Regions from separate parts of the Homo sapiens genome. Here region 2 is linked to region 1. Evidence: read pairs that join two places in POLR2A ChIA-PET (ENCODE). Cell type or tissue: K562. All regions are shown on one strand. Each heading gives the region's core, and the rest is flanking DNA. Links, peaks and the distances in the headings are about the cores only. Region 1 has its middle 42 kb from the start of LINC01003. Region 2 has its middle 100 kb from the start of LINC01003.

The links. Peaks named below come from ENCODE experiments on the same cell type or tissue, not always from the same donor. Only the 100,000 strongest peaks of a DNase experiment are listed, where the experiment ranks them.
Region 2: POLR2A ChIA-PET joins it to region 1 with 5 read pairs; 9 of 35 experiments call an interaction of 5 or more read pairs at or near these places.

The regions. Positions count from the first base shown.
Region 1 is chr7:152,497,936-152,514,428 of GRCh38, forward strand. No RefSeq gene overlaps it. Among named protein-coding and RNA genes, the nearest start is that of LINC01003, 42 kb to the left of the region's middle. RefSeq lists an enhancer at 1,974-2,474. In K562, for the core only: no CTCF peak of the experiment used is centred there; no DNase peak of the experiment used is centred there; H3K27me3 peaks cover 1,522 bases.
Region 2 is chr7:152,558,031-152,574,523 of GRCh38, forward strand. No RefSeq gene overlaps it. Among named protein-coding and RNA genes, the nearest start is that of LINC01003, 100 kb to the left of the region's middle. In K562, for the core only: no CTCF peak of the experiment used is centred there; DNase peaks (open chromatin) are centred at 7,641 and 11,124; H3K27me3 peaks cover 4,627 bases.

The DNA.
Region 1 (16,493 bases), core at 3,229-11,228:
TTAGTAGAGATGAAGTCTTGTTATGTTGCCCAGGTTGGTCTTGAACTCCTGGGCTCAAGCAATCCTCTTGCCTTGGCCTCCCAAAATGTCAGGATTATAGGTGTCAACCACTGTGCCCAGGCATTTTTCCTTTTCTAGTAACAAGAATCCTGATTTTTTTGCTGGGCACCTGGCTGTGAACACTACAATGCTCAGCCCCTCTTACAGCTGGAGTGGGCACCTTCTGGAAATCATCCTTCCCTTTCTCCTCTTTCTCCTGGCCAGCACGCAGAGGAGCAGGCCAGGGCTGAGACAGCTGGCATGGACCACCTGAGGCCATGGAGTGACGTGCAGCCAAGAGCCTGACAGAGGAGTCAGGGTCCCTCACCCAGGGATGGCAGAACCAGCCTTGATTTTATCTAAGGGAGAGATGGACTTCTATCTGCTCAAGCCACTGATTGTTGGCATTTTCATTACTTGCTGCTGAACCTTATCTTCATTAATACAAATAGGTTGTCATTATATATTTTCTTTTTTCTTTTTTTCTTTTTTTTTTTTTTTTGTTTCAGAGTCTCGTTCTGTTGCCAGGCTGGAGTGCGGTGGCGCAATCTCGCCTCACTGCAACCTCTGCCTCCCGGGTTCAAGCAATTCTCCTACCTCAGCCTCCCAAGTAGCTTGGATTACAGGCACCCACCACTACGCCCGGCTAACTTTTGTATCTTTTTGTAGTAGAGATAGGGTTTCACCATGTTGGCCAGGCTGGTCTCGAACTCCTGACCTTGTGATCTGCCCACCTCGGCCTCCCGAAGTGCTGGGATTACAGGTGTGAGCCACTGTGCCAGGCTGTCATTATTTATTTCCTAAAGGCATTAGACAAGTTCCTAAGACATGGCAAAATTTGAATATGAACCAGGTCTGTTTTCTGTAAAACTTTGTTATTTTCAGTAAATTATTCTTCTTACCACTAATGTTTACAAAAATGGCAGCTGTATACTATTAAAGATTTGCAGAGAATACAAAGTCAAAATATCAGTAGCCACTGAGAGCTTTAACTGAAGCTCTCAGATAAATATTTAAAGACCTAGGACTTTTAAAGGGACTATTTACAGTGGAATAGTGTCATAAACTGAATTTTGAAAAAACAAACAGAAAGTGTAAAAGAAAGCTCTCCAAGGGACCAATACTTTAATTTCAGGAGTGTTCTCATCCTTTGTAACATGGTATTTTCTATATAGTGTGAAAGGAAAATAAATCTTGGGACCCCAAAATTACTAAGCCAAGGAAAAAGTCAGGCTGGGAAGTGTCAGGCAAACCTGCTTCCCATTTTATTCCTAAATAAGATAGTTACAAAGATAAAAAAGCTATATACCTCATGTAATCATGATTGTGGTATTTTTATTTCTTATTTATTTATTTATCTTTTTGAGATGGAGTCTTGCTGTGTCGCCCAGGCTGGAGTGCAGCGGCGCAATCTCGGCTCACTGCAAGTTCCGCCTCCCGGGTTCACGCCATTCTCCTGCCTCAGCCTCCCGAGTAGCTGGGACTATAGGCGCCCGCCACCACGCCTGGCTCTTTTTTTTGTATTTTTAGTAGAGACGGGGTTTCACCGTGTTAGCCAGGATGGTCTCGATCTCCTGACCTCGTGATTCACCTGCCTTGGCCTCCCAAAGTGCTGGGATTACAGGCATGAGCCACCACACCTGGCCTGATTGTGGTATTTTAAAAAAAAAAGAAAAAAGAAAAAAAGTAAATTAGAAAAAAGCTACATGGCTGGGTGTGGTGGCTCACGCCTGTAATCCCAGCACTTTGGGAGGCCGAGGCAGGCAGATCACAAGGTCAGGAATTTGAGACCAGCCTGACCAACATGGTGGAACCCTGTCTCTACTAAAAAAATACAAAAATTAGCTAAGCGTGGTGGCGCACACCTGTAATCCCAGCTACTTAGGAGGCTTGAACTCGGGAGGCGGAGATTGCAGTGAGCCAAGATTGCACCACGGCACTCCAGCCTGGGCAACAGAGCAGACTCTGTCTTAAAAATAAATAAATAAAAATAAATAAATAAAAGCTACATACCTTCCTCACAATTTGCCCCCAGAGAAATTCCTTGTGGGCCTCAAGATCTTTACCCTAAAACAGTTCTGTTGAATTTCACCCTGGCAATGTAAATTGATAGCTTATCTTTACAGATGAGGGACCGTCCCTCTGCTCACCTGAGACAAAGGCATATCTGATTGCTTCCTCTACTGGTTATGTAAAAATGCAGATTCACTGAGTCATGCTCAGTTATGTATTCAGTGAAAGGCTGATCAAGGACTCCAAAGAATGCAACCTTTTTTTTTTTTTTTTTTTGAGACAGAGTCTGGCTCAGTTGCCCAGGCTGGAGTGCAGTGAGGAGATCTCGGCTCACTGCAGCCTCTGCCTCCCAGGTTCAAGTAATTCTCCTGCCTCAGCCTCCTGAGAAGCTGGGACTAAAGGTGCACCACCATATCCAGCTAATTTTTGTATTTTTTTGGTAGAGAAGGGGTTTCCCTGTGTTAGCCAGGTTAGTCTTGATCTCCTGGTCTCAAGTGATTCCCCCTGCCTTGGCCTCCCAAAGTGCTGGGATTACAGGTGTGAGCCAATGTGCCCGGACTAGAATGCAGTCTTTTGTCTCTTATCTACCTGGACCTGGAAGCCCCAATTTTGAGTTGTCCTGCCTTTTGGGACCAAACCAATGTACATCTTTTTTTCATTTTTTATTTTTTTGAGATGGAGTTTCGCTCTTGTTGCCCACGCTGGATTGCAATGGCACGATCTCAGCCAACTGCAACCTCCGCCTCCCGGGTTCAAGCGATTCTCCTGCCTCAGCCTCCTGAGTAGCTGGGACTACAGGCGCCCGCCACCATGCCTGTTTAATTTTGTATTTTTAGTATACACGGGGTTTCTCCACGTTGGTCAGGCTCAAACTCCCGACCTCAGGTGATCCACCTGCCTCGGCCTCCCGACCTCAGGTGATCCACCCACCTCGGCCTCCCAAAGTGCTGAGATTACAGGCATGAGCCACCGGGCCCGGCCAAACCAATATACATCTTACACATATTGATTGATGTCTCATGTCACTCTAAAATGTATAAAAGCAAGCTGTATCCTGACCATTCTGGCATATGTCCGCAGGACCTCCTGAGGCTGTCTCACGAGTGGTCATTAGCCTTGGCAAAATCAACTTTCTGAAATGACTGAGACCTGTCTCAGATATTTTGGGTTGACAATACACACACACACACACACACACACACACACACACACACAGAGTTTTGGTGACAGGGTTAGAGAAAAATAATATCTACTTTCATGGCTTACAACTCTGGTTTTACAACAGAAGTAAAAAAAATTTTATTCTAATAGCATGATTTATCTTTGCCAATTTTTGAAAATTTTTATTTTATTTTATTTTATTTTTTGGAGAGAAGTGCACAGTCATAGCTCATCAGAACAGAATATCTTACCAGGAGGCATGTCACCCTTGTCTCCTTAAAACCTTTCCCCGCACACACACAAAACACTCTCATTTTGGATTTTGTGCCTATGTTCATGTCATTCCCTCTGTTTGCAATTGCTTTCTTTCCCACCAATCAACTAACTGCGCTAATTACTAAGTCTTGATCTTCTCCTCCATGAAGGCTTCCTGGATTGGTCTAGTCTACAACAGTAGTTCTCAAAGCACAGTACGGCAGCAGCAGTGTCACCTGGGACTGGAAATTCACTCCTGCAACCCCAGACCTACTGAGCTGGCAACCCTGGGGGGCCCAGCACTCTGTGTCATTGAGTCTAAGATGCTTTTGATGTGACTCAGATTAGCTTGTCACTGCTCTAAGGCCATATTGATCCCTCCCTTCTCTGGGTCCCCATGCCACGTACAGTTCACAGTACATCACTTGGAGCTGAATCCCCTTTTAAAGAATTGTTATAGTAGGCTTCCCTAGATTCAGGTAGATTGTCTACTCCCCAGGTAGATATTCAATAAAGATTTAGTGCTTGGCTCTTTGAAAGAAGGTGGTGGCTCATGCCTGTAATCCCAGCACTTTGGGAGGCCAAGGTGGGCGGATCACAAGGTCAGGAGTTCAAACCCGCCTGCCCAATCTGGTGAAACCCCATCTCTAAAAAAAATACAAAAATTAGCTGGGTGTGGCAGCGCATAACTGTAATCCCAGCTACTTGGGAGGCTGAGGCAGGAGAATCGCTTGAACCTGGGAGGCGGAGGTTGCAATGAGCTCAGATTGTGCCATAGCACTCCAGGCTGGGCAACAAGAGTGAAACTTTGTCTCAAAAAAAAAAAAAAAAAATTGAATGCTAAAGGTCACCGCAGCAATCAATGTCATCTTCTGTTGCTGTGGATGTTTATGTTATTATTATTATTATTATTGAGACAAAGTCTCGCTCTGTGGCCCAGGTTGGAGTGCAGTGGTGTGATCTTGGCTCCCTGCAACCTCCACCTCCCGGGTTCAAGCAATTCTCGAGCCTCAGCCTCGCAAATAGCTGGGACTACAGGCCCGACTGATTTTTGTATTTTAGTAGAGACGGGGTTTCACTATGCTGCCCAGGCTGGTCTGTAACTCCTGGCCTCAAGGGATCTGCCCACCTCGGCCTCCCAAAGTGCTGGCATTACAGGCATGAGCCACCACGCTCGGCTGGATGTTCATATTAACACAAGATGCTGTATCAAGACCCACGCGATACTGAACAGACATGACCCTTATCCTTACATGTGAAGATGTGGAATGGTCCTCTCAGGTACATGACTCCACAGGGAATGTATATATTGTCATAATAATTCTACTTACTAACTTTGATTGAGCACCTATTGTGTGCCAGGTAATGTTCTCAGCAGGACTAGCTGCATAATTTGCAGGGCTCAGGGCAAAATGAAAACACAGGGCTCCTTGTTCGAACAGCAGAGAAAAGTGCTGTTAAAGGTACCAAGTACAGGCCGGGCACAGTGGCTTGCGCCCATAATCTCAGCACTCTGGGAGGCTGAGCTGGGAGGATCGTGTGAGCTCAGGAATTTGAGACCAGCCTGGGCAACGTAGTGAGACCTCATCTCTACTTCAGAAAAAAAAAAAATCAGCTAGGCGTGGTGTTGTGCACCTAGTCCCAGCTACTCAGGAGGCCAAGGTGGGAGGCCTGAGCCCGGGAGTTCAAGGCTGCAGTGAGCTATTACTGCACCACAGCATGCCAGCCTGGGCAACTGAGCAAGACCCTGTCTTAAAAAAAAAAAAGGGTACCAAATACAAAGTATTCTTTTTTTCATGATCTATCTGTGTAACTGTCCTGTTTGTAAATCTTCTGTTGAATATTATACTCCCTGCAGCATCAAGGATGCTCCTGGAGGAGTGGGGACGCTCCCAAGGGCTGGGGTCCCTGCCCTACCATTCTGTGTTCACAGGCGCATCCATCTGCCACTGAGCCCCACTCTGACTAGCCACTAGACCAATGCACCATGCCCTGGCTAGGGGCCAGGAGCCTACCACCCAATCTGTGGCAGAGAGGTCACCCTCCAAGGCATTGCAAAGTTTGCACCAGCACACACTAGGTACCTGGGTAGGCAGCAGGCAAGAGGCTTGCCCCCACCGGGGGTGCTCGGGAGCATGCTGTGTGCTCAAGACACCAGGGAACACGTGCCTTACCCTGATCCTCCTGCACCCACACTCAGGCCCTGCCCAGAGTGAAGGGTGGCCAGGTGGCCAGGTGGGAGTGGGGAGGGGGCCATGGAACCCAGGGTGCAGGGGACAGGGGAATGGGCAGTCAGGAACCTGCCAGGGGGAGGCAGGGAGGTGGGACCACACACTGCACTACAAGTCCATGATGCATGCGCACTCCATTGCCCTGTGGGAACAGAAATTCAAAGACAAAATCATTAAGAATTTCAGGCTGGGTGCAGTGGCTCATGCTTGTAATCCCAGCACTTCGGGAGGCTGAGGCAGATCTCATGAGGTCAAGAGTTCGAGACCAGCCTGGCCAACATGGTGAAACCACATCTCTACTAAAAATACAAAACTTAGCTGGGTGTGGTGGCACGCACCTGTAATCCCAGCTACTCAGGAGGCTGAGGCAGGAGAATCACTTGAACCTGGGAGGCGGAGGTTACAGTGAGCCGAGATCGTGCCATTGCACTCCAGTCTGGGTGACAAGAACAAAACTCCATATCAAAAAAATAAAAAATAAAGAATTTCAAGATGATGACTGCAGAACATTCAGTCCCAAGTGTGGGACCCTTTTGAGCATGGGGACGCTGTGTCACGGCACTAACAGCATACCCCTGAAGCCAGCCTCGTTCTGAGACTTTTGTGAGACTTATTAAATCTCCACGCAAGCCTATAAGGGTATTGTCCCCAATTAGCAGACAAGGAAGTTGAGGCATAGACAAGTGGCCTGCCCAAGATTGCTTAGCTGGGCGGATGGGTGGGGTGATACCAGCCCAGTCTCACCCACATCTGCCTGCTTCACCTTGCTCATTGCTGCTCTTCAGAGAATATTTGCAGAGCAATAGAAATTCAGAAGGACAGCCAAATAGTTACAGCTCATGCTCGTCCAGTTGGCATTAAAGCTCTGTCCTCACTGCAGTCCCCACCCCCCACCAATGGTTTGTTGATCCTCTCCCATAGCAGAAGCAGGAACACTGAAACCATGATAGGTATGAGCTCAGGAGACGTTCCCAGGAGATCTGCCTATGGCCTTGGGGAAAACTGGTAGAGCTGGTTGGAGCTGGCCCTCTCCCCAGCTGCCTTCCACAATTAGCTCAGGGGGCACACTTAGTCCCTCCTGGAGGTTTCACGACCTGGCACCAGATGCAGACCCTGGTCAGCTCTGTTAAGGAAGGACTCTGTGAGCAGGTGCTGGTGTCAGCCAGGACTTGGGGTAATCTTCTAGAACTTTACTGTAGTTTTTTCAGTGTCCACACTTCCTGGAATTCGTCTAGTTTATTTCACTGAAAGTGGGCAGGATCTTTGAAAAGACACTCTCAAAAGAATTGGATTCCCCTTATCTATTCAGCATTTCCTTTGTCACCAAAGTGATCAGTCAGAAGTAGTTAGAAAGTAGCCCCAACACGGCCGGGCACAGTGGCTCACGCCTGTAATCCCAGGACTTTGGGGGGCCGAGGCGGGTGGAGCACGAGGTCTGGAGTTCTTAGACCAGCCTGGCCAACATGATGAAACTCTGTCTCTCCTGACAATACAAAAATTAGCTGAGTGTGATGGCAGGCGCCTGTAATCCCACATACTCAGGAGGCTGAGGCAGGAGGATCGCTTGAACCCGGGAGGTGGAGATTGCAGTGAGCTGAGATTGCACCACTGCACTCCAGCCTGGGCGACAGAATGAGATTCTGTCTCAAAAAAAAAAAAAAAAAAAAAGTAGCCTCAAAAATTTAGACAAACTAGTGGTGTGCTGGTAATTGTTTTGTAAACAGCTCTCTGGAATACATTTTTTTTTTCTTTTTTTTTTTTGAAGCGGAGTCTCATTGTTGCCCAGACCTGAGTCCAGTGGCCTGATCTTGGCTCACTGCAACCTCTGCCTCCTGGGTTCAAGTGATTTTCCTGTCTCAGCCTCCTGAATAGCTGGGATTACAGGTGCCTGCCACCACACCTGGCTAGTTTTTGTATTTTTAGTAGAGATGGGGTTTCACCATGTTAGCCAGGCTGGTCTCGAACTCCTGACCTCAGGTGAGCTGTCCTGCTTGGCCCCCCAAAGTACTGGAATTACAGGTGCCACCGTGCCTGGCCTGGAATACATTTTTTTCAAAGGTGCTGTTTGTAGCTTTTAATGATTTCTATGGTGCTGATATTCCACTAAAACAAATTTCAGGCTACCAGGGTGATATCTCCCTGGTTGCAAAATCCCTGAAATTTTGCCAGTCTGCTCCTGCAGGCTGGTAAGACCCAATGTGTTTCCGTCCAGCACACCTCTTGACATGGACCTTCCATCAAGGACACCAAAGTGCTTTAGGTGAGTGTCCTAATTGTTCCAGTGATTTGGGGGCAAGCTGGAACAAGGAAAAAGAGCTATAATACAGTCATATCAATTTTACAGCTGAGCATACTGAGGTTCCAACACATAATATTTTGCCGCGGGTGCCCCAGCAAAGGCCCAAGCCTTAGATAAGGAGGCTGTTGAACAGCTTCCAGCTGAGACCATGTCACATGGCTGAGGTATGGAGATGGCTAAGGTGTGCCACCCTAGAGGCTATAGTCTTTAGGAAGGAAAGACCTTGAGAACAAGAGGAAGTAGTGACCAGATGCCTAAGTGGCGTGATTGATTGATTGATTGATTTTGAGATGGAGTTTCATTCACTCTTGTCGCCCAGGCTGGAGTGCAGTGGCATGATGTTGCTCGCTTTAACTTTGGCCTACCAGGCTCAAGCGATTCTCCTGCATCAGCCTCCCTAGTAGTTGGGATTACAGGCTCCCGCTACCGCGTCCAGCTAATTTTTTTGTATTTTTTGTAGAGACGGAGTTTCATCATGTTGGCCTGGCTGGTCTCGAACTCCTGAGCTCAGGTGATCCACCCGCCTCGGCCTCCCAAAGTGTGGGGATTATTATTATTATTACTGAGACGGAGTCTCGCTCTGTTGCCCAGGCTAGAGTGCAGTGGCACGATCTCAGCTCACTGCAACCTCCACCTCCCAGGTTCAAGCGATTCTCCTGTCTCAGCCTCCCGAGTAGCTGGGATTAGAGGCATACGCCATCACGTTTGGCTAATTTTTGTCTTTTTAGTAGAGATGGGCTTTCACCATGTTGGCCAGGCCGGTCTTGAACTCCTGACCTCAAGTGATCTGCCCCCCTCGGCCTCCCAAACTTCTGGGATTACAGGCGCGAGCCACTGCTCCCGGCCATTGTTTTTGAGACAAGATCTCTGTCATCCAGACTGGAGTGCAGTCGCATGATCATGGCTCACTGTAGCCTCAATCTCCTGGGCTCAAGCAATCCTCCCGTCTCAGCCTCCTGAGTAGCTGGGACCACAAGTGTGTACCACCACGACCGGCTAATTTTTTTGTTTTTTTATTTTTTAGTAGATATGAGGTCTGTCTATGTTGTGCAGGCTGGTCTCAAACTCCTGAGCTCAAGTATGCTCCTGCCTTGGCCTCCCAAAGTGCTGGAATTACAGGCATCAGCCACCGTACCTGGCCTACCCGGTGTGATTTGAAAGATGCTGCGAAATTCTCAGAGGAGGGATAGATGCTCTAGGCCTCTCCTCCATACTCAGGAGAGATAACATGGGGATGGTGGCAAAAAGAATCAAGTGACTTCAACAATTTCATTTAGTTGTAGAAAAAGCATTGACCCTGGCTGGGTGTGGTGGCTCACGCCTGTAATCCCAGCACTTTGGGAGGCCGAGGCAGGCGGATCATGAGGTCAGGAGATCGAGACCATCCTGGCTAACACAGTGAAACCCCTCTCTACTAAAAATACAAAAAATTAGCTGAGCGTGGTGGCATGTGCCTGTAGTTCCAGCTACTCGGGAGGCTGGGGCAGGAGAATTGCTTGAACCCGGGAGGCAGAGCTTGCAGTGAGCCAAGATTGCACCACTGCAGTCCAGCCTGGGTGACCGATCAAGACTTCGTCTCAAAAAAAAAAAAAAAAAAGAAAAAAAAGAAAAAAAAAAAGCAATGACCCATAAAGAAAGAGCCTGTTTGCTCCTATATATTTAAATCACATTTGGCCGGGTGCGGTGGCTCACACCTGTAATCCCAGCACTTTGGGAGGCTGAGGTGGGCAGATCACTTGAGTCCAGGAGTTCAAGACCAGCCTGGCCAACATGGTGAAACCCCATCTTTAATAAAAATACAAAAGTTAGCCGGGTGTGGTGGTGCGTGCCTGTTATCCCAGCTGCTTGGGAGGTTGAGGCATGAGAGTTGCTTGAACTTGGGAGGCGGAGGTTGCAAGATCATGCCATTGCACTCCAGCCTGGGCAACAGAGTGGGACTCTGTCTCAAAAAAATAAAAAATAAAAACAAATAAATAAATAACTCACATTTGACTGCCAGCTGGATTTCTCTTGAGTTTTTCTCCTATCACCCCTCCTCCAATATTCTTACTAGTATCACCATCGTTACCAGTATTCATCGTATATATTCTCAGAGTTTTCTTTAATCAAACTTGGCCTTGCTAGCTCTTAGAAAGAGTTTCCATTAGGGCAACATTACTATCAAATATCTTTTTTTTTTTTTTTTTTTTTTTTTTGAGACGGTCTCACTCTGTCACCCAGGCTGGAGTGCAGTGGTGCTATCTCAGCTCACTGCAACCTTGGCCTCCTGGGTTCAAGCGCTTCTCGTGCCTCAGCCTCCCGAGTAGCCGGGACTACAGGCATGCGCCACCAGATTCAGCTAATTTTTGTATTTTTTGGTAGAGACAAGGTTTCACCATGTTGGCCAGGCGGTTTCACCATGTTGGCCAGGCTGGTCTTGAACTCCTGACCTCAAGTGATCCGCCCACCTCGTCTTCCCAAAGTGCCAGGATTACGGTTGTGAGCCACCACGCCCAGCCCCAAATATCTCTTTATATAGCTATGGGTGGCTACGAGGGACACATTTGATGGAATGCGATCCGAGGCCTCTGGAGAGATTTTTCATGGGCATGTATCTGTTGGGAAGAACCTCAGGGTGGAGGCCATTCCTCTTTCTAAATTAGCTAGTGTAGAAGACAGGGCAAAGTTCTCATAAAATTTCTAACATCGACGAGAGTGTTGGCATTAGAAATGAGAAGACAGAAAAAGTATGAAAATGCAAAAATGGAAAATGTACATAAATACAAAATTTTATTAAATAGTATTCATTGATTTTAAATGTATACAACATGCTTGTTGGTATTTAAAAATAGAATGATGGAGGATGATTTGGTGGGAGTAATTGTTTGAAAAAAAAATCAATTTAACATCACTTTGCTTTCCACTTCTGCTGCCAAGAAATCTCAGGCAGTATCTTCTAATTCAAACATAAGTGTCTCCAGAAACCTTTGGATCACATATTACAAAGCCCCATCTGTTTTACCCTCTCAAAATTAGCATTTTAGCTTAATTCACTTATACATTTTCTGACATTAGCTTGATTCTTCTCTTCTTCCTTTTTGTCATCTTAAATCACACCTGGCATCTTTTAGATTTGGATTCAACTGAAAAAATAATTTTTAGCTATTTTAAGTCCTTTTTAGTAGTAAGCAGAGTGTAAATAAAATTTAAAGCATAATGATGCAAACATATATACAGCTAATGTTTCTTGCAGGATTGTTTACAATAGCAAAAACTGGAAACAAATGTCTATGGATTGAGAGGTGGTTAAAACAATAATTGCTAAATCATTAATAATTCTTAAAAGGAGTGAAATATATATGTGTGTGTATATATCTATATCCTGATATGTATGCAAGGCTGTATATGATCTATGTAAGTGGAAAAAAGCAAGTTGAAAAAACAGCAAACAGATAGTTTTATATGTTGAAAAAAATCAAGGCTGTTCAAAAAAGGTATCTTTGTGTAAGGGCATAGAAAGTAGCTTGCAAGGCACACACTAAGTGAGGAATGTGATTTGCTCTGGAGGGGAACAGGGTAAAGGCAAAGGTGGCAAGGGGACAGTCCCATTTTTCCCGTCGGCTTCTGGTATGCTTGAATTTTCTACAATATGAATGTGTGGGCCGGCGTGGTGGCTGATCACAAGGTCAAGAGTTTTAGATCAGACTGACCAACATGGTGAAACCCTGTCTCTACTAAAAATACAAAAATTATCCAGACATGGTGGCGTGTGCTTGCAGTCCCAGCGACTCGGGAGGCTGAGGCAGAAGGATCGCTTGAACCTGGGAGAGCGGTTGTAGTGAGCTGAGATCGTGCCACTGCACTCCAGCCTAGGCGACAGAGTGAGACTCCGTTTAAAAAAAAAAGTGTGCATGTATGTGTTATTTTGCAATTAGAAAGTCCAAACCAAGGCCAGGCATGGTGGCTCATGCCTGTAATCCCAGCATTTTGGGAGGCAGAGGCAAGAGGATCACTTGAGCCCAGGAGTTCAAGACCAGACTGGGCAACATGGCAAAACCCCATCTCTACAAAAAAAAAAAAAAATTAGCAGAGTTTGGTGGCTCATGCCTGTAGTCCCAGCTATGCGGGAGGCTGAGATGGGAGGATTACTTGAGCCCAGCAGGTAGGGGCTCCAGGGAACTGTGTTCACACCATTGCACTCCAGCCTGGGTGCCAGAGGGAGACCCTGTCTCAAAAAAAGAAAAAAAAAATCCAAAGCAAAAACTATTAAATGACCAAGCATATATAATAAAATAACACATGTCACAAGGGCCATCACAAATTTCTGAAGGTTTCCTTTCTACTCCTATTTTGAATCATTTCCTACTCAAGGCAAAATAAAAAGAATTTTTAAAAAAAATTTTAAAAATAGAGATGGGGCTGGGCGGGGTGGCTCACACCAGTAATCCTAGCATTTTGGGAGGCCGAGGTGGATGGATTGCCTGAACTCAGGAGTTTGAGATCAGCCTGGGCAACATGGCAAAACCCCATCTCTACTAAAAATACAAAAAAAATAGCTGGGCATTCTGGCGTGCACCTGTAATCCCAGATACTTGGGAGGATGAAGCAGGAGAATTGCTTGAGCCTGGGAGGTGGAGGTTGCAGTGAGCCGAGATCGTGCCACTGCACTCCAGCCTAGGCAACAGCACACACACAAAAATCATAATAAAATAAATAAACAGAAATAGAGATGGGGTTTCGTCATGTTGCCCAGGCTGGTCTTGAACTCCTGGGCTCAAGTGATCTGCCCACCTTGGCCTCCGAAAGTGCTGGGATTACAGGTGTGAGCCACCGAACCCAACCAAAAAGAAAAAACTTAAAACACATACAAGAGAGGAACTTTATTAGTATTGAAGATAACGAGTGTATAACTATCTATCTAGTAAGCATAAAGAGATGTTAATTTTCAGTAGAATACAAGATAGAGGTAATATATATTTGTGTGTGTACAATTTTGTTTTGTTTATGGGGAGGACATTTTCTTCACCATCATCATCATCATCATAGTCATTGATGTCATGTCAACTGCCATTACTGTATGGCAGGCAATGCCTTAAGTTTACTTTTATTAACTCACCTAATCTTAACTACAGCCCAATTAGGAAGGTTCTATGGTTATTCCCATTTTACAGGTGAGAAACTGAAGCAGAGAGAGGTTAAGGAACTCGGCCAGGGTTACACAGCTTGTAAGTGGGGGAGCTGGGATTCAAATCCAGGCAGGATGAATCCAGAGTCCATGCTCCTAACCTCAACTCTACACGCGAGAAGCCAAATGAACACATTCATTCGTATGCAGGTATCTCTCTGGGGTGGAGAGTCCTGTGTTCCTGCAGAGGCTCGTCCAGCACCATCTCCTCTGCATGCCAAGTCTTCCCTCAGCAATTTCTCAACACACCCTCACCTTTTTTAGAGACAGAGTCTCACTCTCTTGCCGAGGCTGGAGTGCAGCGGCACCATCATAGCTTACTGCAGCCTTGAACTCCTAGGTTCAAGCAATCCCCCTGCCTCAGCCTGGCATTACAGGCACGTGCCACCACGCCTGGCTAATTTTTTATTTTTTTGAGACAGAGTCTTGCTCTGTTGCCCAGGCTGGAGTGCAATGGCACGATCTCACTGCAACCTCCACCTCCTGGGTTCAAGCAATTCTTCTGCCTCAGCCTCCCGAGTAGCTGAGACTACAGGTGTGTGCCACCACGCCCAGCTAATTTTTGTATTTTTAGTAGAGATGGGATTTCACCTTATTGGCCAGGCTGGTCTCGAACTCCTGACCTCGTGATCCATCTGCCTCAGCCTCCCCAAGTGCTGGGATTACAGGCATGAGCCAGCACGCCTGGCTTTTTTTTTTTTTTTTTTTAACTTTTTGTAGGCACAGGGTCTTGCTATGTTGCCTAGTCTGGTCCTGAACTCCTGACCTCAAGTGACCCTCCTGACTCACCCTCCCAAAGTGCTGGAATTATAGGCGTGAGCCACTGCACTCAGCCTACTTCTCCCTTTTACACAATCCACTTTTCCTTGGTATCCTCCCACCTCAGCCTTCCGAAGTGTTGGGATTATAGGCGTGAGTCACTGCAACCGGCCCCTGTTCCTTGTTTTTTGTTTTTGTTTTATTTTTATTTTGGTCCTGCACTTGGTTGAGGAGATAAGCTTGCCTTGAGAAGCAATTATAAAAAAGAGAGGAACACCAGAGAAATGGGGGTCTCAGAGTTGTGATGGTGGTTTGGGGCAAGGAATAGGAAGTAAGGAGGTCACCATGGGACACTGGTGATAGAAGCAGAGGGGAAAGGCTGGGCGCAGTGGCTCACGCCTGTAATCCCAGCACTTTGGGAGGCCGAGGCAGGTGGATCACGACGTCAGGAGATCGAGACCATCCTGGCTAACATGGTCAAAGCCTGGCTCTACTAAAAATACAAAAAATTAGCTGGGCGTGGTGGCGGGCGCCTGTAGCCCCAGCTACTCAGGAGGCTGAGGCAGGAGAATGGCGTGAAACCCGGGAGGCGGAGCTTGCAGTGAGCTGACATCGCGCCACTGCACTCCAGCCTGGGCGACAGAGTGAGACTCTGTCTCAAAAAAAAAAAGAAAAAGAAAAAAAAAAAAAGAAGTGGAGGGGAAACTAGCCCGGGCGTGGTGGCTCACACCCGTAATCCCAGCACTTTGGGAGGCTAAGGCAGGTGGATCATCTGAGGTCAGGAGTTTGAGACCAGCCTGGCCAACATGGTGAAACCCCATCTCTACTAAATACAAAAATTTAGCCAGACGTGGTGGCACATGCCTGTAATTTCAGCTACTCAGGAAGCTGAGGAGGGAGAATCGCTTAAACCCAGGAAGTGGAGGTTGCAGTGAGCTGAGATTGTGCCATTGCACTCCAGCCTGGGCAACGAGAGCAAAACTCTGTGTCAAAAAAAAAAAAAGTGGAGGGGAAACTAGACAGGAAAGCTATGACTTAGTAATTAATCAGCAGCAGCAGCAGGTGCAGGAACAACCCTTAGGCTTTCTCGTATGTGGTTTTGTTGAACTAGCTCTGTAGCGGAGGACTGTACCTATCACTTTTTGTAGATAAAAAGGAAGTAGGTGAAGTTGAATGATGAGCAATCAAAAATAAAATAAAAAGGAAGTAGAAGTCAGCTTCCAAACTCAAGGAATTTTTTTTTTTTTTTGAGATGGAGTCTTGCTCTGTCACCCAGGCTGGAGTGCAGTGGCACGATCTTGGCTTACTGCAACCTCTGCCTCCCGGGTTCAAACTATTCTCGTGCCTCAGCCTCCCGCGTAGTTAGGATTACAGGCGCCCACCACCACAGCCGGATTTTTTCTTTTTTTTGTATTTTTAGTAGAGAGAGGGTTTCGCCATGTTGCCCAGGCTGGTCTCAAACTCCTGAGCTTAGGCAATCTGCTCGCCTCGGCCTCCCAAAGTGCTGGGATTACAGGCGTGAGCCATCACACCCAGCTGAAACTCAAGGTATTTATAATTTATGGTAATATGATAATGATATCCACAGATGAACACAGAAAGAAATAGATGATAGATAGACAGATAGAGCTAATTGCCAGTAAAGAAACAAATACTGGCCAGGTACAGTGGCTAACGCCTGTAAACCCAGCACTTTGGGAGGCCGAGTCAAGCAGATCACCTGAGGTCAGGAGTTTGACATCAGCCTGGCCAACATGGTGAAACCCTGTCTTTACTAGAACTACAAAAATTATCCAGGCGTGGTGGTGGGCGCCTGTAATCCCAGCTACTCAGGAGGCTGAGGCAGGAGAATTGCTTGAACCTGGGAGGCGGAGGTTGCAGTGAGCCGAGATTCCGCCACTGCACTCCAGCTTGGGCTACAGAGCAAGGCTCTGTCTCAAAACAAACAAACAAAATAAAAAAAAAAAAAAAAAAAAAGGAAAAGAAATACTAAGCAGAGGGTTTGGGTTTTAGATCACATGTCAGCTCCAGCTTCGTTATGCCGTCTGGGGTAGCCTCCTTCACCTTTCCCAGAGCCTGTTTTCCCAGCTTTATTACAGGTAGATGACTCCTATGTCATTGGGTTGCAGTGAGGACCAGACGAGGTAACACACGCAGAAGAGACCTGTAGAGCCCCACTGGGGTGCTTCCTGCCCAATCCCTCCTTCCCTCCCACCCTCCACAGGTGTCAGACCCGTGTCTCAGTCAGAAGACTTTCCCTGCCGACGTATGCTCCCTCTAATTCCACCTTGACATTTGTTTCCCAGAAGTCTGGAACTGGCGCGGGGGCTTTGGAAGTAGCAAGTAGCAATACAGTAGCAGCAATGAGTGATGGAAGCTGATAGAAAATGCAGTCACTTTGGTTAGCGGTTGGCCTGCACGAGATGGCGTGGGCATGTCAATCTGAGGTCTCTGCCTCTGGTAGACAAGATTTCTATGCATGAAATAGAGTCCTGTTGCAGCCTGAGACCGAAAGTGCTGGCAGGGTTAAAGAAATCAGGGCTGCAAATCAACTGGGATCTGCTATATTCAC
Region 2 (16,493 bases), core at 6,175-14,174, 63 kb after region 1:
ACAAATGAAAAATAGAAAAGTTCTGCATAAATGTATAATACACATTTGCCTCTTTTTTTTTTTTTTTGAGATGGAGTCTTGTTCTGTCGCCCAGGCTGGAGTGCAGTGGTGTGATCTTGGCTCACTGCAACCTCTGCCTCCCAGGTTCAAGTGATTCTCCTGCCTCAGCCTCCTGAGTAGCTGGGACTATAGGTGCCTGCCACCATGCCCGGCTAATTTCTGTATTTTTAGTAGAGATGGGGTTTCGCCATATTGGCCAGACTGATCTTGAACTCCTGACCTCCAGTGATCTGCCTTGGCCTCCCAAAGTGCTGGGATGACAGGCGTGAGCCCCCGCACCCGGCCTGCCTGGTATTTTTAGTATTCGTTCTCTCTGAACCAGGAGCCCGCTTCAGGCTGCCGTCTAGCAGCACCACTGAATGCTGTGTGTTAACCTGCAGACTTCAACTTCTCTGTGCTAGAGGCCACCTTCTGTTTGTAAAGCGCCAGAATTTCCTTGTCCCTCACACCACTTCTCTAAATGGAGTCTAACATCAGCCTCTTTTTTTTTTTTTTTTTTTGCAAGACAGAGTTTCGCTCTTGTTGCCCAGGCTGGAGTGCAATGGCGCAATCTCGGCTCTCTGCAACCTCTGCCTCCCTGGTTCAAGTGATTCTTCTGCCTCAGCCTCCCGAGTAGCTGAGACTACAGGCGTGCGCCACCACGCCCGGCTAGTTTTTGTATTTTTAGTAGAGATGGGGTTTCACCATGTTGACCAGGATGGTCTCGAACTCCTGACCTTGTGATCTGCCTGCCTCGGACTCCCAAGGTGTTGGGATTACAGGCATGAATCACTGCGTCTAGCTGAGTTCAAACAATTCTCCTGCCTCAGCCTCCCGAGTAGCTGGGACTACAGGTGCCCGCCACCACACCCGGCTAATTTCTGTATTTTTTTTTTTTTAGTAGAGATGGAGGTTTCACCATATTGGCCAGGCTGGTCTCAAACTCCTGACCTCAAGTGATCCACCTGTCTCAGCCTCCCAAAGTGCTGGGATTACAGGCATAAGCCACCACACCCTGCCCAAAACTCGGAACTTTAAAAGAATAGATAGGGAGTCACTGATTATTTATTTTATAGCAGATTTTTAAAAATACCTGGTTTCCCAAGTTATTTGAATCCTCATTGATTTTAAGGCTGGATAGTCCTTAAACATTATCTATAATACTTTAACACTTAATGTTTTACAAGTGAAGAAATAGGCCATCTGTTTGTTCAGTTTATTCCGGGACTCTTCAACCCTGTGGGTAGAAAATCACAGAGCAAAGCAGATGAATGTCATTGCCAAGCAATGGATGTCATTGCTAAGTTGAAGGCCGGCTTCATTTGGGGGCCTCAGCATTACAGAGTGATTGAGCAACCTTTTAATTACCCTCTGGTCACCACCCCTACCTTCAAATGCTATCCCGACCTGTCTCACTCCCTCTTCCTTTTTTATTCCCTTTCCCAAACTCATTCTTCACAGCCAAACTTGTCCTCATTCAACAAATATTTATTAAGTGCCTTCTGTGTCCCAGATATAGCTCCAGATGCCGTGGGGAGAGCAGCACCTTAGGCCAAGGTTCCTGATCTCAAGAAGCTTCTTTTTTTTTTTTTTTTTGAGACAGGGTCTTACTTTGTCACCCAAGCTGGATTGCAGTGGTAGGAACATGGCTCACTGCAGCTTCGACCTCCTGGACTCAAGTGATCCTTCTGTTGCAGCCTTCCATGTGGGACCACAGGCCCACGCCATCATGCCTGGCTGAGTTTTTGATTTTTTGTAGAGGGGGGTCTCACTTTGTTGCCCAGGCTGATCTCAAACTACTGGCCTCAAGTGATCCTCTTGCCTCAGCCTCCCAAAGTGCTGGGATTACAGGCGTGAGCCACCATGACCTGCCAGAAGCTTCTAGTCTTGTCGGGGCCCGGGGAAGCCAGGCAACACATAAACAGGCAAACTCACACATTTTTTTTCAAACACATTTTTAAAAGTGATGGTGAAAGGTAATTAAAAATAGACTGGTGCAATGGCACATGACTATAATGCCAGCGCTTTGGGAGGCCCAGGTGGTAGGATCACTGGAGGCCAGGAGTTCAAGACCAGCCTGGGCAACATGGTGAAATCCCCATCTCTACAACTCTACACACACACATACACACACAATTATCCAGGCATGGTGGGGTATGCCTGTAGTCCCAGTTACTTGGGAGACTGAGGCAGGAGGACTGCTGAAGCCCAGAGGTCGCGGCTGCAGTGAGCTATGATTGCACCACTGCACTCCAGCCTAAGTGACAGAGCAAGACCCTGTCTTTTTTTTTTTTTTTTTTTAGATGGAGTCTTGCTCTGTCACCCAAGCTGAGTGCAATGGCATGATCTTGGTTCACTGCAAACTCTGCCTCCCGAGTAGCTGGGATTACAGGCGTGCCCGGCTAATTTTTGTATTTTTAGTAGAGATGAGGTTTCACAATGTTGGCCAGGCTGGTCTCGAACTCCTGACCTCAGGTGATCTGCCCGCCTTGGCCTGTCAAAGTGCTGGGATTACAGGTGTGAGCCACCAGGCCCAGCCTACCTGTCTTTAAAAAAAAAAAAAAAAAAAAAAAAGAGTGATGTGATACAGTGACTATTTTACATTAAGTGATCCTTAAAGGTTTCTAGGAGGGGAGATGTCTAATCTGAGTTCTGGAGGAACAAAAAGTTCAGCTTTTCAAAGTTCAGAAGACTATCCTGGGCAGTGGCGCAAGTGAAAAAGTAGCAACAATTATGTACGGAAAAGTAGACAGGTGGCAGGTCATGTTGAGCTTTTCAATTCAGGGGATCAAGTTTAGATATTATCCCAAGTGAGGCTGGAAACCATTTGAATAGTTTAAGTGGAGTTGTGGCAAATTTTTATGTGTACTTTAAAATGGGGGCCCCCAACCCCAGGGCCACATGCCAGCACTGGTCTGTGGCCTGTTAGGAACCAGGCTGCACAGCAGGAGGTGAGTGGCAGGTGAGGGAAGCTGAGCTCCACCTCTGTCCAATCAGTGGCGGCATTAGATTCTCATAGGAGCTCGGGCCCTATTGTGAATTTCATATGTGAGGGAGCTAGGTTGCGTGCTGCTTGTGAGAATCTAATGCCTGGTGATCTGTCCCTGTCTCCCATCACCCCCAGATGGGACCATCTAGTTGGAAGAAAACAAGCTCAGGACTCCCACTGATTATGGTGAGTATGTAATAATACAACTAAAGTACATAATAAATGTAATGTGTTTGAATCATGCCGAAATCATCCCGTTGCCCCCCATGGAAAAATTGTCTTCCATGAAACCAGTCCCTGGTGCCAAAAAGTTTGGGGACTGCTGGCTGGGTGCGATGGCTCACGCCTGTAATCCCAGCACTTTTGGAGGCTGAGGCGGGTGGATCACCTGAGGTCAGGAGTTCGAGACTAGCCTGGCCAACATGGTGAAACCCTGTCTCTACTAAAAATACAAAAATTAGCCGGGTGTGGTCATGGGCACCTGTAATCCCAGCTACTCGGGAGGCTGAGGCAGGAGAATCACTTGAATCTGTGAGGCAGAGGTTGCAGTGAGCCAAGGTCATGCCACTGCACTCCAGCCTGGGTGACAGAGCAAGACTCTGTCTCAAAAAAGGAAAACAAAAAACAAAACAAAACAAAAAAACATTTAAAATTACCAAGCTAGCAGATAGACTAAATGAAAGGTTGAGCAGGGTTAAAAGTGAATTGATGACCTAGAAGATTTTATTGACGTATTCTCTCAGGCTATAGCATAAAATAAGAACAGATGGACACTATTACATGGAAGGTAAGCATCATGGACGTAATCCTTTAAAAGGAATACCAGAGAGGATGGAGTAGGGAGAAGTAATGACATAAAGATCACAGAATTTCCTAGAACATATTAAGAATCTCACTGAGTCCTGAGAAGAATAAAAATAAGCAAAAAAAACTCCACACCTAAATAGGGGGTAGTTAAGAATAAAGAGAAAATCCTAAAAGCTGTCAGAGAAAATCTGGCAGATTACCTACCAAAGCATGAGAGTGAGACTGACATCAGCCACGGGGCCTGTAAGAAGATAATTTAGTGGCGCCATCAAAGTGCTGAGAAAAATATCTTTGATCTTAGAATTTTATTCTCAATCTCCCAGTCAATATTAAGAGTAAAATAAAGACATTTTGGATCTTCTAAGAGTAAGACACATTAGGACCTACAAACTCTCTCTGAAGGAATGAATAAAGGACATTCTCCAAGAAGAGAAATGAACCTTGGAAGATATAATGGATTGCAAGAAATCAATGTGTGCAAAGAAATTAGCAGGCTTGGTGTGGTGGCTCACGCCTGTAATCTCGGCACTTTGGGAGGCCAAGGTGGGTGGATTGTTTGAGCTCAGGAGTTCAAGACCAGCCTGGGCAACTTAGACTCGCCATTTCTATGAAAAAAAAAAAAAAAAAAAGGCATAGGGCCAGGTATGGTGGCTCACGCCTGTAATCCCAACACATTGGGAGGCCAAGGTGGGTAGATCACCTGAGGAGTTCGAGACCAGCCTGGCCAACATGGTGAAACCCTGTCTCCACTAAAAATACAAAAATTAGCTAGGCGTGTTGGCACATGCCTGTAATCCCAGCTACTTGGGAGGCTGAGGCAAGAGAATTGCTTGAACCCGGGAGGCGGAAGTTGCAGTGAGCCAAGATCGCGCCATTGCACTCCAGCCTGGGCGACAAGAGTGAGACTGTGTCAAAAAAAAAAAAAAAAAGACATTAGGCCGGGTGTGGTGGCTCACACCTGCAATCCCAGCACTTTGGGAGGCTGAGGCAGGTAGATCACCTGAGGTTAGAAGCTCAAGATCAGCCAGGCCAACATGGTGAAATCACGTCTCTACAAAAATAGAAAAATTAGCCAGGCGTGATGGTGGTGGGCACCTGTAATCCCAGCTACTCAGGAGGCTGAGTCAGGAGAATCGCTTGAACCCTTGAGGCTGAGGTTGCAGTGAGCTGAGATCAGGCCACTGCACTCCAGCCTGGGCAACAGAGCAATACTCCAGTGTCAAAAAAAAAAAAAAAAAAAAAGGACATTAGCAAAAGTTATTTGTCTAAGTAAATATGGATTGTGAATTGTTTTGACATTTTAAAATTATAATCTGTAGCTAGAAGGAAACAGGGACTTAGAACAAAAGTAGCTCTCTCAGAGCCAAAGCTTTTAACCACTTGTTTTTCGGTTTTTTGCTTGTTTGTTTTTGTTTTTTTGAGAGCCTCATTCTGTTACCCAGGCTGGAGTGCAATGATGCGATCTCGGCTCACTGCAACCTCCACCTCACGGGCTCAAGTCGATCCTCCCACCTCCACTTCCCAAGCAACCAGAACTACAGGTGTGTGCCACCATGCCCGGCGACCTTTGTATTTTTAGTAGAGGCTTGGTTTCACCATGTTGCCCAGGCTGGTCTCGAACTCCTGAGCTCAAGTGATCTGCCCACCTCGGGCTCCCAAAGTGCTTGGATTACAGGCGTGAGCCGTGGTGCCAGACCTTAACCACTTGTTTTGTAGAACTGGTTCCTCAGTGTCTAGCACAGGGCCTAGCACAAACCAAGTGCTTTGCAACCACTTGCCGAAAGAAGGAATGAACGGACCGATGAACGGTGCTATCAGCATGCAGCGTTTCCAGAATATTGCCATTTTCACAGAGGAGTGAGATTTGCCACCTCTGTGAGTCCACTGAGGTCCCTGTAGCCATGAGCGGGGACACGGGCAGCCAGGAGTGCTGTGCTGCAGACTCTTCTAGAAACAAGTTTGGATTGTGCTCCTTCCAAGGGCTTCTGGGAAAAATGCCTCTCTGCTGGCAGCTCTGCCCTTCCGCCTAAGGCCAAGAACCCTCTGAACAAATAGCAGCTTAGTGAGAGGGCAGGAGGGGACAGCCACATGTCTGGAGAGCATACACTTCCTGTTCACTGAGTGCCACGTGGGACTTTTTTCTACTTATTCCAGAGCCGGTCTAGATTCTTGAGCAAACAAATAGACCACCCCTGTGTGCAAGCCCACTTCTCGACCTGTGGGAGAAACCCCAGTAATGAGTGAAAAGTCTACGTTGCAATATTTCCTGACCCCGTTTAATTCTGACACTCCAAGCCTGAGCTTTCGCAAATACATAGTGACTTAGAAACTAGAGGATGCTCTTAAATGCCATTTATTCCAGATGCAGAGACGCGTTTCAATGCAAGGCACAAAAAATGAAGTTACTCAGCTTTTTCTAATGTTGGGGTGAAATATGGCCGCAGGGAGGGCAAACTCCACTCATTATTTCCCAGGGAGAAATCATGATATTTTAGAAAGGGTGGGGAGAAGTCTTGAACACCACAACTAATATCTAACACAACAATTGAGTTTCCAGAAAAGTTCAAAACCAAGGGCAAGACAAATAGGAGATGTGACTTGGCTTGGACACAGACTGCCAGTGTGAACGGCCATGGCACCTACCTTTCGGGAGAGAACTCCCTTTTCTAATCTATTGAGACCATTGAGACTCCATCTTTAAGGTTCTTTCTAGTCCTAAAGTTGTACAATTTGCCATATTTTGGCTGCAATAATTTCCTAGTCTCCTCTGGCCATTTCTATTCATTTACTCACTTTTAATTAAATGAGTGTTACCTGAATTCACCCTTGTAGGAATTGTATATAGTTGCATTGCTACTTTTCCAACCACATTCCTGCATCAACCAGCCACCAGTGCTCTCAATTCCTGCACAGCCACCAAACAGCCAACAAATATTTATCAAGTTCCTCACATGAGCCAATCGATGTTGGACAGTAAAGAAAGCAAACAGACCCTGCATCCAAGGAACTTGTATTTCACTGGGGGAAAACAAACTAAATGTGTAAACACATACATACGTAGAATAATTCCAGGTATTAGTAAACACTAGGAAGATGTGGATGGTGAAAACAGCCACGGTGACGAACCAGAGGAAAAATCTTCTAAGCATAGCAATGGCAACCACACAAGTCCCGAGACAGGAAACAGCCTGGCACCTCTGAGGAAGGAGGGGACTGCAAAGTGGCTGGGGCACAGTACATGAGGGAGAAAGTGTAGGGAGAAGGGGTGAGTGCCCTGATCATGCGGGCCTTTGAATTTTATTCTGAGGACTTTGGTCTAAGTGTAATGGTACCACTGCATGGTCTTAAGGCGGGGACTTGATGTGAGCTGACATATTTCCGAAAGATCACTCTGTCTGCTGTGTAGAGGGGTGGGCTGGAGAACAGGGGGACTATGCAGTCACCTTAAGAAAAGTTCTTGGCTGCCTGGGCTAATGTTAGCATTGGAGAGGGTGAGAAGTGATTTGGGACACACAGCATGCAAAGGCTGCTGAGGGCAGCTGCAGAAACTCACGGGGTTGCTGTCATTCTCCACTAAATTCTCGGTAATGCTGGCATGTTTTCTCCTGTCGTTGCTCAGGACACTCTCAGCACATTCTCCCTTAAAGCCTTCTACCCTGCCTCTTCCCTCTTCCCTCCAGACGTTAGCTTGCAGCTTCTGTAGAGTAAAAGGATGCCACCCACCTGCGGGATCGCGCTCCACTTCGTGCCCCACGCATACATGTCTGGGAACCCCGATTCCATGTTTTCAGGCTCCGAGGAAGTCCCTGGGAGGCTTCTCTCTAACCCCCACCCCAGGTCCTTCTGCTGACATCCTCTGAGCCGCTGCTCCTCCAACAGGCCTTCTCTTCCACACGCGCCACTTCCTGAACTCTGTTGATTCCTTCACCGCGTCTTAGGAACTTGCCCAAGTCTCTCCCAAATCCAAAAACCAACTGCCACTTCCTGCACGTCCTGCCCTCCCTTCGTTCCCTCCTAGCTGTCTCCACGCCGTTGCCTCTCATTCACTCCTTGGTTGGTCCTCGCTGCAGCCATTCCTCTAAATCCTCAGCTGCAACCTTCTAATAAATGGACACACATGACTTTTCCTCTCCTCTTCTTTCAGCTCCCCGGCGAGGTAGCCCCCTCGCCCAAAGAAGGGCTGCGCTCACTTTGGGGCCCCTGTGCACCTCTGGCTTGCCTGGAGCCAGCTGGCTGCCACTCTCAAGCTCTGCCCACTTCACCTGCGCCGCTGTTCCCAGGATCCTGGGCTGGCTTCTTGATATTCTCACTTGGTGGGGTTTTTGTGAGTAATGTTCTCTGGGATCAGGGCTTCAGCTACCAGGTCACCAATGACTCAGACCCCACCTCAGGTCTACCTAAATGGCTCCCTCTCCTCTCCTCTAGTCTCCTCCTTTTTGCATGGCTACCGTTTCATTCAAGCCTTCCTGTTTTCTTCCCTGGACTACCGTGGTAGCCACCACGTTGATCACACTGTCTACAATTTTTTTTTTTTTTTGAGATGGAGCCTCATTTTGACGCCAGGCTGGAGTGCAGTGGCACGATCTTGGCTCACTGCAACCTCCTCCTCCCGGGTTCAAGTGATTCTCCTGCCTCAGCCTCCTGAGTAGCTGGGACTACAGGTGTGCACCACCACGCCCAGCTAATTTTTGTATTTTTAGTAGAGACGGGGTTTCACTATGTTGGGCAGGCTGGTCTCGAACTCCTGACCTTGTGATCTGCCCGCCTCGGCCTCCCAAAGTGCTGGGATTCCAGGTGTGAGTCACCGTGCCTGTTTTTTTTTTTTTTTTTTTTTTTTTTTGGACAGAGTTTCTCTCTTGTCGCCCAGGCTGGAGTGCAATGGCACACACTCGGCTCACAGCAACCTCCGCTTCCCGGGTTCAGGCAATTCTCCCGTCTCAGCCTCCCCAGTAGGGGATTACAGGCATGCGCCACCATGCCAAGCTAATTTTTGTATTTTTAGTAGAGACAGGGTTTCACCATGTTGGCCAGGCTAGTCTCGAACTCCTGACCTCAGGTGATTCACCCGCCTTGGCCTCCCAAAATGCTGGGATTACAGGCGTGAGCCACCTCGCCTGGCCTACAGTTGTTAATCCTTCCAATTCATCCTCTTGAAGCCACTAGAGTAATCTTTTTAACAGTGAAATGCCATGCCATTTCACTTTTTATATCCTTCAGACTGGGTTTAGTAGCTCACGCCTGTAATCTCAGCACCCTGGGAGGCTGAGGCAGGAGGATTGCTTGAGCCAAGGAGTTTGAGACCAACCTGGCAACAAAGTGAGATCCTGTCTCTAACAAAAAACAAAAAGCAAACAAAAAAAAACTTAGCCAGGCTTGGTGGCTCACACGTGTGGTCCCAGCTACTCTGGAGACTGAGCTGGGAGGATCCCTTGACCCCTGGAGGTCGAGGCTGCAGTGAGATGTGATTGTGCCACTGCACAAGAGCCTGGGGGACAGAGCAGGACCCTGTCTCAACACGAAACCAAAAACATCCTTGAATGTCTCCTTCCGCACCTTTAGAGCAGTTGTTTTTCTTTTTTGAGTTTGTTTCACTCTTGTCACCCAGGCTGGAGTGCAATGGCACGCTCTCGGTTCACTGCAACCTCTGCCTCTTCCTAGGTTCTGAAGTTTCTTAGCTAGAATCTTACATCTTTCATCTGGTCTGTCTTACTTTTTTAACCTCATCTCCTGCCATTTTCCACCAAGCACCTGTGCCCACCACCTGCTGGGAATTTTCTGAAAATGCCATGCTTCTCAGAAGCACAGGCTAGATAATTTGCAAGGCTCTTGTTTCAGCTCCCCGGTGAGTTAGTCCCCGTTCTCTGTGAGAAGTACTTTGCTCACTTTCGGGACTTGATGCACCTCTGGCTTCCCGGAGCCCGAAGCCAACTGCGCTGCCACTCTCAAGCTCTGCCCCTTTCACCTGTGCTGCTGTGTCCAGGGTCCTGGGCTTGCTTCTTTGATTCTTGTTAAGAAATCGTTGGCCGGGCGTGGTGGCTCACGCCTGTAATCCCAGCACTTTGGGAGGCCGAGGTGGGTGGATCACAAGGTCAGGAGATCAAGACCATCCTCGCCAACATGGTGAAACCCTACCTCTACTAAAAATACAAAAAATTAGCCGGGCGTGATGGTGGGCACCTGTAATCCCAGCTACTTGGGAGGCTGAGGCAGGAGAATCACTTGAACCCATGAGGTGGAGGTTGCAGTGAGCCGAGATTGCGCCACTGCACTCCAGCCTGGTGACAGAGCAAGACTCTGTCTCAAAAAAAAAAATAAAAAATAAAAAAATCAAGAAGTTTGAGGGTGACAGCAGCAGCAGCACTTTGAAGGGAGCACAGGCGCTCCGAGTGTCAGACTCTGTGACTGCATAGGTCATGTGCCCACGAAGCCACTTTACTTCTTTCTAAACTGTTTGCCATGCTGGAGATGACCTTTCCTATGTTGCCTGCCTGGCGAACTTTTAGTTATACTTCTAGACCAGTGTAGGTAGCTCTTCACCTTTTGAGGTGGTCACTAACCCTTTAAGAATATGTTGGGGCTGGGTGCAGTGGCTCATGAGTGTAGTCCCAACACTTTGGGCGGTTGAGGCAGCTGGATCGCTTGAGCCCAGGAGTTCAAGACCAGCCTGGGCAAAACCTTGTTTCTACAAAAAAATACACAAAAAAATTAGCTGGGCATGGTGGCACCCGCGTGTAGTCCCAGCTACTTGGGAGGCTGAAGTTGGAGGATCGCTTGAGCCCAGGAGGTTGAGAGCCAATATCGCACCACTGTACTCCAGCCTGGTGACAGAGTGAGACACTGTCTCAAAAAACAAACGAACAAAAAAAAGTATGTTGGAAAGTACAGGCCGTCCGTATGCATACAACTTAAGGTTTGGAGCACAACTGAAGAGACCTCATATGCTCTCTGATGCCCATCACCTGAACCTATAGAGGCTCTCTGACTTGAGATTCAGTTCAAATGTCACCCTCTCTATTAAGCTTTTCTGGCCCCTGCTGGGCAGGAGAAAGCACTCCTTCCCCTGTAGGGCCTCATCCACCCCTTTGTTGTTATAATAATCATAATAAATTATAGATAACGGTTACCATTTCCAGAGGGCCCACCATCTGTCAGACACATTTCAGAACTTACTGTAACTTGGCCTGTTAGGCATTTTATCCCCATCTTCACAGATGAGGACCTGAGGTTCAGAGTTTAAGGACCAGAGCTCAAGAAAAGGGGCGGGGCCCCCAAGGACTGCAGAGTGCCCCTCATGGCCGTGGCGCCCCGCCCTCTAGTCACCTGTCCTGCTAGAGTGACTGATCTCATAGCCTGTGCCCTGGGAAGGTGCAAAGATTGTGCCGTGTTCATTTCTGCACTCCCAGTGCCTTTCCAGAAGATGGTTGCTACTAAATGAATGATGTTGGATGAATAAATACTTGACTTTACCCACAGGCCTTTTTTTTGTTTTGTTTTGTTTTTTTTGGGACACGATTTTGTTCTGTTGCCAAGGCTGGAGTGCAGTGGTGCAATCTCAGCAACTTCCACCTCCTGGGTTCAAGCGATTGTCTTGCCTTAACCTCCCAAGTAGTTGGGATTACAGGTGTGTACCACCACGCCCAGATTTTTGTATTTGTATTTTAATTTTTAAAGATTTATTTTATTTTAAAAAATTATTATTTATTTATTTTAATTAATTAATTTATTTTTTGAGATGGAGTCTTGCTCTGTCGCCCAGGCTGGAGTGCAGTGGTTCGATCTTGGCTTATTCCAACCTCCGCCTCCAGGTGTGAGCCACCGTGCCCGGCTACCACAGCTCTTTTTATAGTCCTAGATCAGTCAGTGCTGGGCATCCACCAACGATGACTGGAGAAACCAGAATGTGACTTCCACAAAAGATGCCACATCCTTATATCTGGGCTCTGAGATTCTCTTAGACTTCAGCCACCACCAAGTGACTGCCCACAGATAGCTACGAGTCGAACTACATTAACCAAACTCCGAGGTTACCAGGCCGGAGTATTTCTTTCTCTTCCCTAGAGCATCTTCCTCTTGACCATGGGTTTGCCAGCTCTTCTGTTTTTTTCTCAGGCATTTCTGGTAAGATGGTGGTGGTTTTCTTTTTTTTTTTCTTTTTTGTAGAGAACGGGGTCTCGCTGTGCTGCTCAGACAGGTCTCAAACTCCTAGGCTCCAGCAATCCTCCCGTCTCTGCCTCCCTAAGTGTTGGGATTACAGGAGTGAGCCAATGCACCTGGCTTCTAATGAAGTTTTAAAAATAAGCAAACATGCTGGGCGCGGCGGCTCACGCCTGTAATCCCAGCACTTTTGGAGGCTGAGGCAGGCGGATCACGAGGTCAGGAGATCGAGACCATCCTGGCTAACACGGTGAAACCCCATCTCTGCTAAAAATATAAAAAATTAGCCGGGCGTGGTGGCGGGCGCCTGTAGTCCCAGCTACTCGGGAGGCTGAGACAGGAGAATTGCTTGAACCTGGGAGGCAGAGGTTGCAGTTAGCCAAGATCACGCCACTGCACGCCAGCCTGGGCAACAGAGTGAGACTCCATCTCAAAAAAAGAAAAGAAAAAAAAAAGCAAACACAAATTCTAATCACTTTGGGTGAATATTTGCCCTATAAAGATTACTGTGATCTGGGGTTTAGGTTCCTAAATGTCTTGATATTCAGGTTTAAATGACTTAATATTTGGATTCTTGCTGATTTTTTTTCTGTTTTTATCTGAATGCCTAGTTACAGGGGTGTCCAATCTTTTGGCTTCCCCAGGCCGCACTGGAAGAAGAAAACTGTCTTGGGCCACATATAAAATACACTAACACTAATGATAGCTTATGAGCTAAAAAAGAAAAAAAATCCCAGAAAAACTCATAGTGTTTTAAGAAAGTTGATGAATTTGTGTTGGGCCGCATTCAAAGCATGTCTGCAGCCTGAGGGCCGTGGGTTGGACAGCTTGGCCTAGTAAGTATATAAACTGTACTACGGATGGAATTAGAAATGATTGTGTTTTTCAGCTTTGGAATATTCATTGAGCTGCTGATTAGAATATCTGATCTCTAATTGGTGTAGCTGACTCTAGAGTATCTGATCTCTAATTGGTGTAGCTGACTCTGATGTATCCATCCATGGCACTAAGATTCAGGAAGAGAACGGACATAAAACACTCAAATGTTTGTGAAACCAGTGATTTCATTCTTCTCCTTCCCAGACTTGAAAACCCACCCCTCCTGTGGAGTTTTCCTAGCTGGCACGGCTGAGCAAGGTTTCCCCTGGGAGCTGCTGAGTTTTCCTAGCTGGCACGGCTGAGCAAGGTTTCCCCTGGGAGCTGCTGGGAGTCTCAGGCAGCAGCTGGGGTTCCAGGCCTGACTCCGCTTCAGAGACCCTCTGTTTCAGGTCCGCTGGTCTTCAGCCACTGCAGGGAGCTGCTCTGCCTGTTTCAGTGTGTTCCAGGACAGACTTGCAGAGGTGAAGAGGACTGAGCTATGGGCAGTAGAAGGGTCAGCGCTTAATGCACGATCCTGCTTTTTCTGTTTCAGAAGCTGCACCCACTGTAGTCAGCAACAGCCAGCTCAAGACCAAGACAGTCGATTTTTTGGTTTTTTGTTTGTTGGTTTTTGAGACAGATTCTCACTCTGTCACCCAGGCTGGAGTGTAGTGGTGCAATCTCGGCTCATTATAACCTCTGCCTCCTGGGTTCTAGTGATTCTCCTGCCTCAGCCTCACAGGTACCCACCACTACACCTGGCTAATTTTTGTATTTTTAGTAGAGTCGGGGTTTCAGCCTGGCGTGGTGGCTCATGCCTATAAACCCAGCACTTTGGGAGGCCGAGGTGGGTGGATCATGAGGTCGGGAGATCGAGACCATCCTGGCTGATACGGGGAAACCCCGTCTCTACTAAAAATACAAAAATATTAGCTGGGAGCGGTGGCGGGCGCTTGTAGTCCCAGCTACTCTGGAGGCTGAGGCAGGAGAATGGCGTGAACCCGGGAGGCAGAGCGTGCAGTGAGCCGAGATCGCACCACTGCACTCCAGCCTGGGCAACAGAGCGAGACTCTGTCTCAGGGTGGGGGGAAAAAGGTAGAGATGGGGTCTCACCATGTTGGCCAGGCTGGTCTCGAACTCCTGACCTCAGGTGATCTGCCTGCCTCAGCCTCCCAAAGTGCTGGGATTACAGGCGTGAGCCATGGCGCCCGGCCCCAGTTGATTCTTTTAAGCAGCTGCTAAGGAAAAAATTAGATTGTAGGTAAAAATAGATTGTAGGTGGGTGCCTTTTGGGAACTTTTTGTTATTGTTGTTAATGACATTAATAGACTTTTCTTAGGTTTTATGTAGTGTCACAAATGACACAATAGCGAGAATAAAAAGCTCCAGTTTCTTTGGGAGTTTACCACATTCCACATTCCACGTACTGTGCCAAGGCTTTCAACACGCATTTTCTTATTCTCGTAGTAACCCTATGAGATGGGTTTTAGATTTTCATATCTATATTTTATGAAGCAGGAAACCAAAGCACAAAGTTAAGTAATTTATTCAAAGTCATGTGATTAGCAAGGGGCACAGCTGGGACTGGAACTCACTCAATTTGGTCTCAAAGCCGGTCTTCCCCGCCATAATGACCTACTGTCTCTTAGTTGTAGAAAAACCACCTCCCTCCAGACTGACGCGCCCACCTCCCGCTTTCCTCCTCCCCATTACGTCCATTCTATAGACCAAGACCAGATTAAAATTTCCTGAAATACTACTTTAATCCTTCCACTGCCTACTCGAAACGTTCCTCTTACCTAGAGAAGCAGGATCATGTTCTCATTCCTTCTTCTGATAATCAGTTGTCCTCATCTTGCAGAATATCCCTTCCATAACTTCTCCAGCCTGCGGAGCATAAGAAATCTGGAGCTGGCCCAGCATGGTGGTGCACACCTGTAGTCCCTGCTAATCAGGAGGCTGAGGTGGAGGATGGCTTGAGCTCAGGAGTTTTAAGTTGCAGTGAGCTATGAACGCACCAGTCCGCTCCAGCCTAGGTGACAGAACGAGGACCCCAACTCAGAAAGCAAACAAACAAAGGAAATTCAGAGCTGCCTGGCATGGTGGCATGTGCCTGTAATCCTAGCTACTTGGGAGGGTGAAGTAGGAGAATCACTTGAACCTGAGAGGCGGAGGTTGCAGTGAGCTGGGATTGCACCACTGCACTCCAGCCTGGGTGACAGAGCGAGACTGTCTCAAAAAAAAAAAAAAAAAAAAAGAAAGAAAAAAGAAATCCAGAGCTAAAATTAGGAGGGGAAGGATGTAAACTTTGAACCTATATAAAACTGTAGGAATATTTTGTACTGTCATTAAAATAAGACACTAAAGAAAGCATTTTATTTTTATTTTTTATTTTTTTTGAGTTGGAGGCTTGCTCTATTGCCCAGGCTGGAGTGCAGTGGCTCAATCTCGGCTCACTGCAACCTCCACTTCCCGGGTTCAAGTGATTCTCCTGCCTCAGCCTCCCGAGTAGCTGGAGTAGCTGGGACTACAGGCACATGCCACAACGGCCGGCTAATTTTTGTGTTTTTAGTAGAGATGGGGTTTCACCATGTTAGCCAGGCTGGTCTCGAACTCCTGATCTCAGGTGATCTGCCCTCCTAGGACTCCAAAAGTACTGGAATTACAAGTGTGAGCCACCATGCCAGACCTAAAGGAAACATTTTAAATAAATAATATATCAGTGACATTTTCTACTTCTTAAAATTACTAATGGTGGCTAATGCACAATTAACTTCTCTTTACCATCTGTTGCTTGCTTGCTAAAAACTTTAGTATGTCTTTCCAAGGAAATTTTAATCAGGGGCTTAAAAAAAAAAAAAAGAAAAAGATTTATTTTTTCCAGGTGTGTATATTAAATTTTTTCTTGTATGATTCTCTATTCACTGTTTCAAGTTGTTTTGATAGTAAAATGTATTTGAAGAGCCTCACAATTTGAACACTTGTTTTAAATCCTGTTGAACGAAAGGTATGAGGAAGTACGTCAATGCATTTTTCATTTGCTATGTTATGGTTCAACCAGTTTTCTCTGATTGTTACTAAATTCTCTTTCCAATAATATATTGATTCTCCTCTGTGTTTACTAAACATTTTTTTTTCTAATTTTTTTTTTTGTTTTTGAGACAGAGTCTCGCTCTGTCACCCAAGCTGGAGTGCAGTAGCGCAATCTCGGCTCACTGCCGCCTCTACCTCCTGGTTCAAAGCGATTCTCCTGCCTCAGTCTCCCAAGTAGCTGGGATTACAGGCGTGCGCCCCCATGCTCAGCTAATTTTTGTATTTTTAGCAGAGATGGTGTTTCACCATGTTGGCCAGGATGGTCTTGATCTCTTGACCTCATGATCCACCCTCCTCGGCCTCCCAAAGTGCTGAGATGACAGGCATGAGCCACCACGCCCAGCCTTTTTTTGGTTTTTTAAAATTTTATTTATTTTTATTTGAGATGGAGTCTCACTCTGTCACCCAGACTGGAGTGCAGTGGCATGATCTCAGCTCACTGCAACCTCCACCTCCTGGTAAACATCATTTTTGTAAAGCTACAGAAAAATTATGGTGAGAACAAATGCTGTCATATCTGTTTTGTGTGTGTGTGGGAGAGGGGTAGCTTTTA